2 separate regions of the Homo sapiens genome follow, and region 1 is linked to region 2. The links are chromatin contacts, found by Hi-C or POLR2A ChIA-PET in ENCODE. All regions are on one chromosome and are shown on one strand. The core of a region is the stretch at or near the end of the contact, and the rest is flanking DNA. Distances in the headings are between cores, read along the strand shown.

Evidence for each region. Hi-C counts contacts between places; a loop is a spot of excess contacts on that map. ChIA-PET counts read pairs that join two places held with the same protein, here RNA polymerase II (POLR2A). Pooled maps may share reads with other maps.
Region 1: a map of mammary epithelial cell shows a loop between it and region 2 (9-fold over the local background). The contact joins the enhancer-like site here to the promoter of ATP8B1-AS1 in region 2. A Hi-C loop is called at or near these places in 2 of 168 maps with a recorded cell type or tissue (HepG2 and mammary epithelial cell) and 6 of 50 pooled maps. POLR2A ChIA-PET finds 5 or more read pairs at or near these places in 10 of 52 experiments (AG04449, B cell, H1 and 7 more).

What each region holds. Positions count from the first base shown.
Region 1 is chr18:57,711,076-57,714,341 of GRCh38, reverse strand. The region is part of intron 2 of ATP8B1 (ATPase phospholipid transporting 8B1); the gene reads left to right. Among named protein-coding and RNA genes, the nearest start is that of ATP8B1-AS1, 82 kb to the right of the region's middle. RefSeq lists an enhancer at 685-1,187. Within about 2 kb of position 1,686, at least 24 of the 41 ENCODE cell types and tissues checked have a DNase peak (open chromatin) inside an H3K27ac peak, as active enhancers do; they include PC-3 and PC-9, where a contact is called at or near this core.
Region 2 is chr18:57,628,897-57,631,751 of GRCh38, reverse strand. It overlaps ATP8B1-AS1 (ATP8B1 antisense RNA 1), which reads right to left and starts at 1,421. Exons shown (of 3, transcript NR_164148.1): 1 at 1,234-1,421. RefSeq lists enhancers at 1,160-1,649, 1,173-1,673, 1,720-1,769.

The sequences.
Region 1 (3,266 bases), core at 437-2,936, 82 kb before region 2:
CCAGATCCAGAGATGCCATCTGGGAGCCATGGACTGGAGTCCAAAACCTTAGAAATCTGCTTGGTGTCCTATCTATTCTACTGTGGCTGAGCTGGCACTCAAACCATTAGCCAGTCCTTTCCACTATTCTGCCCTTTCCACAGGCTCAGGGGCCTCTCCCCATGTCCACCACCACCACAGGCCTATGAGGAGTGCTGCCAGGTTACTGCTGATGTTCGGTAAAGGCCTATGGCCTCTTCAGTCAGCTTGTGGTAAATCCTTTCAGTCACCCTTCAGGGCAGTGAGCTCCCCTCTGGCAAAAAGCAAGTCCAGAGATGTCATCCAAGAACCTAAGGCCTAGACTCAGGGACCCCAAGAGGGGTCTCTATTTGTTGCTTTACCCCACTGTGGCCAAGGTGGTAGCAAGTGCAAGGCAGGCTGGGCGCAGTGTCTCATGCCTGTAATCCCAGCACTTTGGGAGGCTGAGGCGGGCAGATCACTTGAGGCCAGGAGTTAGAGACCAGCCTGGCCAACATGGCGAAACCCTGTCTCTACTAAAAATAAAAAAAATTAGGCCGGGCGCGGTGGCTCACTCCTGTAATCCCAGCATGTTGGGAGGTCAAGGTGGGTGGAACACTTGAGGTCAGGAGTTCAAGACTGGCCTGACCAACATGGTGCAACCCCATCTCTACTAAAAATACAAAATTAGCCAAGCATGGTGGCACACACCTCTAATCCCAGCTACTCGGGAGGCTGAGGCAGGAGAATTGCTTGAACCCGGTAGGTGGAGGTTGCAGTGAGCTGAGATCGCACCACTGCACTCCATCCTGGGTGACAGAGTGAGAAACCATCTCAAATAAAATAAAATAAAATAAAATAAAATAAAAAATTTTTAAAAATTAGCTGGGCATGGTGGTACATGCCTGTAATCCCAGCTACTCAGGAGGCTGAGGCATGAGAATTGCTTGAACCCAGGAGGCACAGGTTGCAGTGAGCTGAGATGACACCATTGCACTCCAGCCTGGGCAAAATAGCAAGACTCTATCTCTGAAAAGAAAGAAAGAGAGAGAGAGAGAAAGAAAAAAGAAAGAAAGAAAGAGAAAGAAAGAAAGAAAGAAAGAAGGAAGGAAGGAAGGAAGGAAGGAAGGAAGGAAGGAAGGAAGGAAAGAAAGAAAGAAAGAAAGAAAGAAAGAAAGAAAGAAAGAGAAAGATCAAGAGCAAGACAAAGCACCCTTTAATTTTCCTTCTGCTTTTCTCAAGCGGAAGGAATCTCTCACCATGGCCACCACAGCTGGGAATGTGCTGGGTCACAACTAAAGCCAGAATATCTTAGCCTCAATTAAGGCCCACAGCCTTGGATATTAACTGGGTATCACTACTGTTTATTCAGGGCTCAAGGGCTCTTTCATCAGCAGGTGATGGATCCTGCCAGAGCTGGGTCCTTGCCCTGCAAGGCAGCAGGCTCCCTTCTGATCCAGGATTGTCTAGAAATGTTGTCTGGGAACTAGGGCCTGAAACAGCCTCATGACCCTGCCTGGTGCCCTATCCTACTGTGGCTGAGCTGGTATCCAAGATGCAAGACAAAGTTCTCTTTACTCCTCCCTCTCATCTCCTCAAGCAGAAGGAAGAGGTCTCTTTTGGAGCAGTGAGGTTGGCGGGGAGGGGCCGAGCAAGCATTCCACTAGCTGCTCTGGCTGGTGTCTCAGTAGGTCATGTGCCTGCTAAGTCAACTGGCTCCAAGTCCAGCTCAGCACTAGGACTTGCCTAAGAGTTGTAGTTCATGGGGCCTACACTGCCTTTCAATTTTATTTAGAGCCCCAGGGCACTTTGGCCCTCGGTGACGAGGTTTGCCAGAATTCAAGTTCTGACCAAGGTACAGGAGATTCCCCTCTGGCTAGGGCTGGTCTAAATGCTCCCTCTATGGTCTGGCATCAGCTGAGTTCAGCCTGCTTTTGCTTTCTACTGTCTGTAACAGGGCAGCACTGAGTTCAGTGCAAAGCCTCACAATCGCTGCACTGTCCCTCTCCCAAGCGTACAGATTTTCTCTCCATGCCACACATCTGGTGCTGGGGCTGGGGGAGGGGTGGCATTGGCAATTCAAGACTATTTTTCCTACCCTCTTCAGTCCTTTTTCAGCAATATAAAGTTAAAACCAGGTACTGTGAGTGCCTGATTTTTTGGTTTTTATAAAGGTGCTTTTTTGTTTGTAGATAGTTGTTAAATTTGATGTTCCTATGGGAATTACAATTCGTGCGAGCTTCTATTTGGCCACCTTGCTCCTCTCCATATTCGCCATATATATATATATATATATGCCAATAGAGGGAAGGAGAGGAATCACAAACATTGCTTTAAAACAGTAATACATGTAAATGATCCAATTAGAAAAGGGTCCAGAATGAAAATGAAGTTTTCCTTCCTGCCTCTCCTGTCCCTCAGTCATGCAGTTTCCTTTCCAAAAAAAATACTGCTGGTCTGGGCACGGTGGCTCACACCTGTAATCCCGGCACTCTGGGAGGCCAAGGCAGGAGGATAGCTTGTGGGCAGCAGTTCAAGACCAGCCTGGTCTGCAAAGCAAGACCTCATCTTTACAAAAAAATTTAAAAATTAGGTACGATGGCGTGCACTTTAGTCTCAGCTACTCCAGAAGTTGAGGTGGGAGGATCACTTGAGCCCAGGAGTTCAGAGGCTGCAGTGAGCTATGAGCATGCCACTGCACTCCAGCCCAGGTGCCACAGTGAGACTTTGTCTTTTAAAAAAATGACAAAAAGAAATTACGGTTACCAGTTTCTCAAAATATGTCCTTCCAGAGAGATACACGTTTGTATGCGCAAAGAATGCTTGCAAACTTGCTTCCTCATATACCCATACACATATGCAGAAACAGATGTGCACGTGTGTGTACATATATGCATTCATATTGTGTATGAATTCTATGCATCACACAGCTGAAAGCACAAGATGGTAGATACCCTTCTGCTTTTGTCTCTTAACAGTGTAATTTGGAGGTAATTCCTACCATATTTATGGGGTCACCTCATTCTTTTTTTGCTGACTGCATAGGCTATCATTGTAATCGTGTTTAACTGGCTGTTCCCAGTAGGCATTTGGGTTGTTTCTAGTCGTTCTGATAAATAGGGCTGCATTGAAAATCCCTGCAGTAGGTACATGGGGGATATTTCCTAGAAGTGTGATTATTTGGTCAGTGCATGTGTGTGTTAAATTTTGAGATCTGGCCAAATTACTCTCCATAAAGGCTACCTCAGAGTGTCTGTTTCTCTGCTCTC
Region 2 (2,855 bases), core at 172-2,671:
CATTTAATAGCTTGAAGCAAGAGACTGGTCATTTGCTGAGATTTGGGGCTGTGGGAAGGACCTACGGTTTGAGACATTCTGAAATGCTGACCAGAAAGCCCACTGTTGGGGGAAGACAGGTTTAGTGGGAAGGGCAAATTGAGAGACGAGGTCCACCAAGCAGCTCTCAGCAGTTTGAAGGCTTCAAGTTGTTATTCATGCATATCATGGAACAAAAGAATAACAATGATTAACCATTAATGCCATTTATATCCTAATTCAGAAAGCTTACTGGATGTCAAGTACATGTTAGGCATATTTTGGTATAGCTGATCTCATATTATCCTCACAATAACCTTCCCAGTGAAGGGTTATTATCACTTTATAATTGAAACATCTGTGGCTCAGAAAGGTTAAGAAACTTGACCAGGCTCACCAAGCCAGAAAATGAGTTCTGTGATCTATGGAACGTATCTGGCTTCATTCAGAGCTCTAACGGTACAGGAGTTACCATTGTTCACCCTCCTTAAAGAATGAGCATCCAGCGGGACTTTAAAATAACTGTAATTTTTTTTAGTGAGAGACAAGGTGCTTACAAGCAAGCAGCTTGCAATCATGAAGCCTGGGAATCACTGAAGCAAATCTAAGTGCTTAAACTTAACTACAGGAAAAGGAAAGTTAAGTTTTCGGTTCCTCAAATTAATATTTTCATTGTAATGATAATTTCCACTTTTAGTTTGCCGTTTACAAGCCAATTTTATTTTTTATTGCATCTATCTATCATCTATCTATAATTTATTTATTAATTAGAGACAGGGTCTCTCTCCGTAGCCTCAGGCTGGAGTGCAGTGGCGTGATCACAGCTCAGTGCAGCCTCGACCTCCATGGCTCAAGCGACCTCCCACCTCAGCCTCCTAAGTAGCTGGGACCACAATCCCATGCCAATAAGCCCGGCTAATTCTTGTATTTTTTATAGAGGGGCGGGGGCGGGGGTGGCTCACCACGTTGCCCAGGCTGGTCTCGAACTCCTGGCCTCAAGCGACCCTCCACCTCCGCTTCGGCCTCCCAAAGTGCTGAGATTACAGGCGTGAGTCACCGCCCTCGATCTCATTTAAAATATAACTGAGATTTTCCAACTGCTTCACTGATTTGTTAACTAAGTGAACTCTGCTTGGACCCCTCCCCGATTCCCGGTACTGGGACAGGGAAACGAGCCCTAGAGGCGCCCGCAGTGATGTTTGCCTGTTCTCTTACCGAAGCCTGTTATGAGGAGCAAAAAGCAGAATGTCCAAGAAGGCTCTTTGAAGATGTCTGTGAGTTTGCCTGGGGACAGCTCCTGGAAGGCGGTGTCCCCGCGACTAGGGCGAGCCCCGGATTCCCCATCATCCCGGACTCCCCAACACCCGGAGGCGCGGCGCCACGAACAGGACCAAGTAGGAAATGCAAGACCACGCGCCAGAAACGCGGAAGTGGCCCGGAGACAACATGGCGGCGCCGGCGTCAAGTGCCCTAACCCCGGACCGGCGGCCTGGTACGGTGGCCTGTGGGGGACGCCACATTAAAAGAACAGAGACGCTCATCCTGCGCCTGGTAGGGCGAAGTGGGGTCCGGTAAAGCGACCTTCAGCGCAAAGCTGAGGGGGCGCAGGGACCTAACAGCAAGGACCGCAGGGGGAGGCCACCCCTTGCTGGCCAGAATCAGAATGAAGAGACAGACGATAATGCCGTTCATTCTGGCCGTCCCGAGTAGCTGGGACTACAGGCGTGCGCCCACCACGCCAGGCTAATTTTTTAAAAATTTTATGGAGACGGGGGTCCCACTATGTTGCCCGGGCTGGTCTTGAACTCCTGGCCTCATGTGATCCTCCCACCATGGCCTCCCAAAATGTTGAGATTACAGGCCTGAGCCACCGCACCTGGTCATTCAACTATTATTTTAAGCCACACACTTCTGCATAATAGAGCATGTATTATTAGTCTACTATTGCCACACTAAAGAGGTGTAACAAAATGCCTCCCAAACTCAGAGGCGTAACCCAACAATCGTTTATTCTCACTTATGCATCTGCAGGTCACTGATGTGGGCTGAGTTCAGCTGGACGTGTCTCCAAGCTGAAGATTGGGTCCCTGTCTTCTCCATGTCTCAGCTTCCCTGGACCAGTGGGTCAGTCAGGGCGTGTTCTTCTCATGGTGGTTGTTCACAGAAAAAGCGGTCTTGATCCAGACCCCAAGAGAGGCCTCCTGAATTACACGCAGGAAGGAATTCAAGACAAGTTGCAGGGTACGGTGAGAGTTTATTGAAAGCGCCTCCATTACAGAGTAGGGCGTCCTTAGGAAGCAAGCAAAGGAATGCCCCGTCTTTGTTTTAGCTTTTTCTTTTTTTTTTTTTTTTGAGATGGACTCTTGCTCTATTGCCCAGGCTGGAGTGCAATGGCACAATCTCGGTTCACTGCAACCTCTGCCTCCTGGGTTCAAGCAATTCTCCTGCCTCAGCCTCCTGAGTAGCTGGGATTACAGGCGCCCGCCACCACGCCTGGTGAATTTTTGTAGTTTTAGTAGAGACAGGGCTTCGCATGTTGGCCAGGCTGGTCTCAAACTCCTGACCTCAGGATGATCCACCCGCCTCGCCTCCCAAAGTGCTGGGCCACTGCGCCTGGCCATTTTAAATTTTTCATATATAGGCCGGGCGCGGTGGCTCACGCCTAATCCCAGCACTTTGGGAAGCCGAGGTGGGCAGATCACAAGGTCAGGAGATCGAGACCATCCTAGCTAACACGGTGAAACCCCCATCTTTACTAAAAATACAAAAAATTAGCCGGCTGTGGTGGTGGGCGCCTGTAGTCCCAGCTACTTGGGAGGCTGAGGCAGGAGAATGGG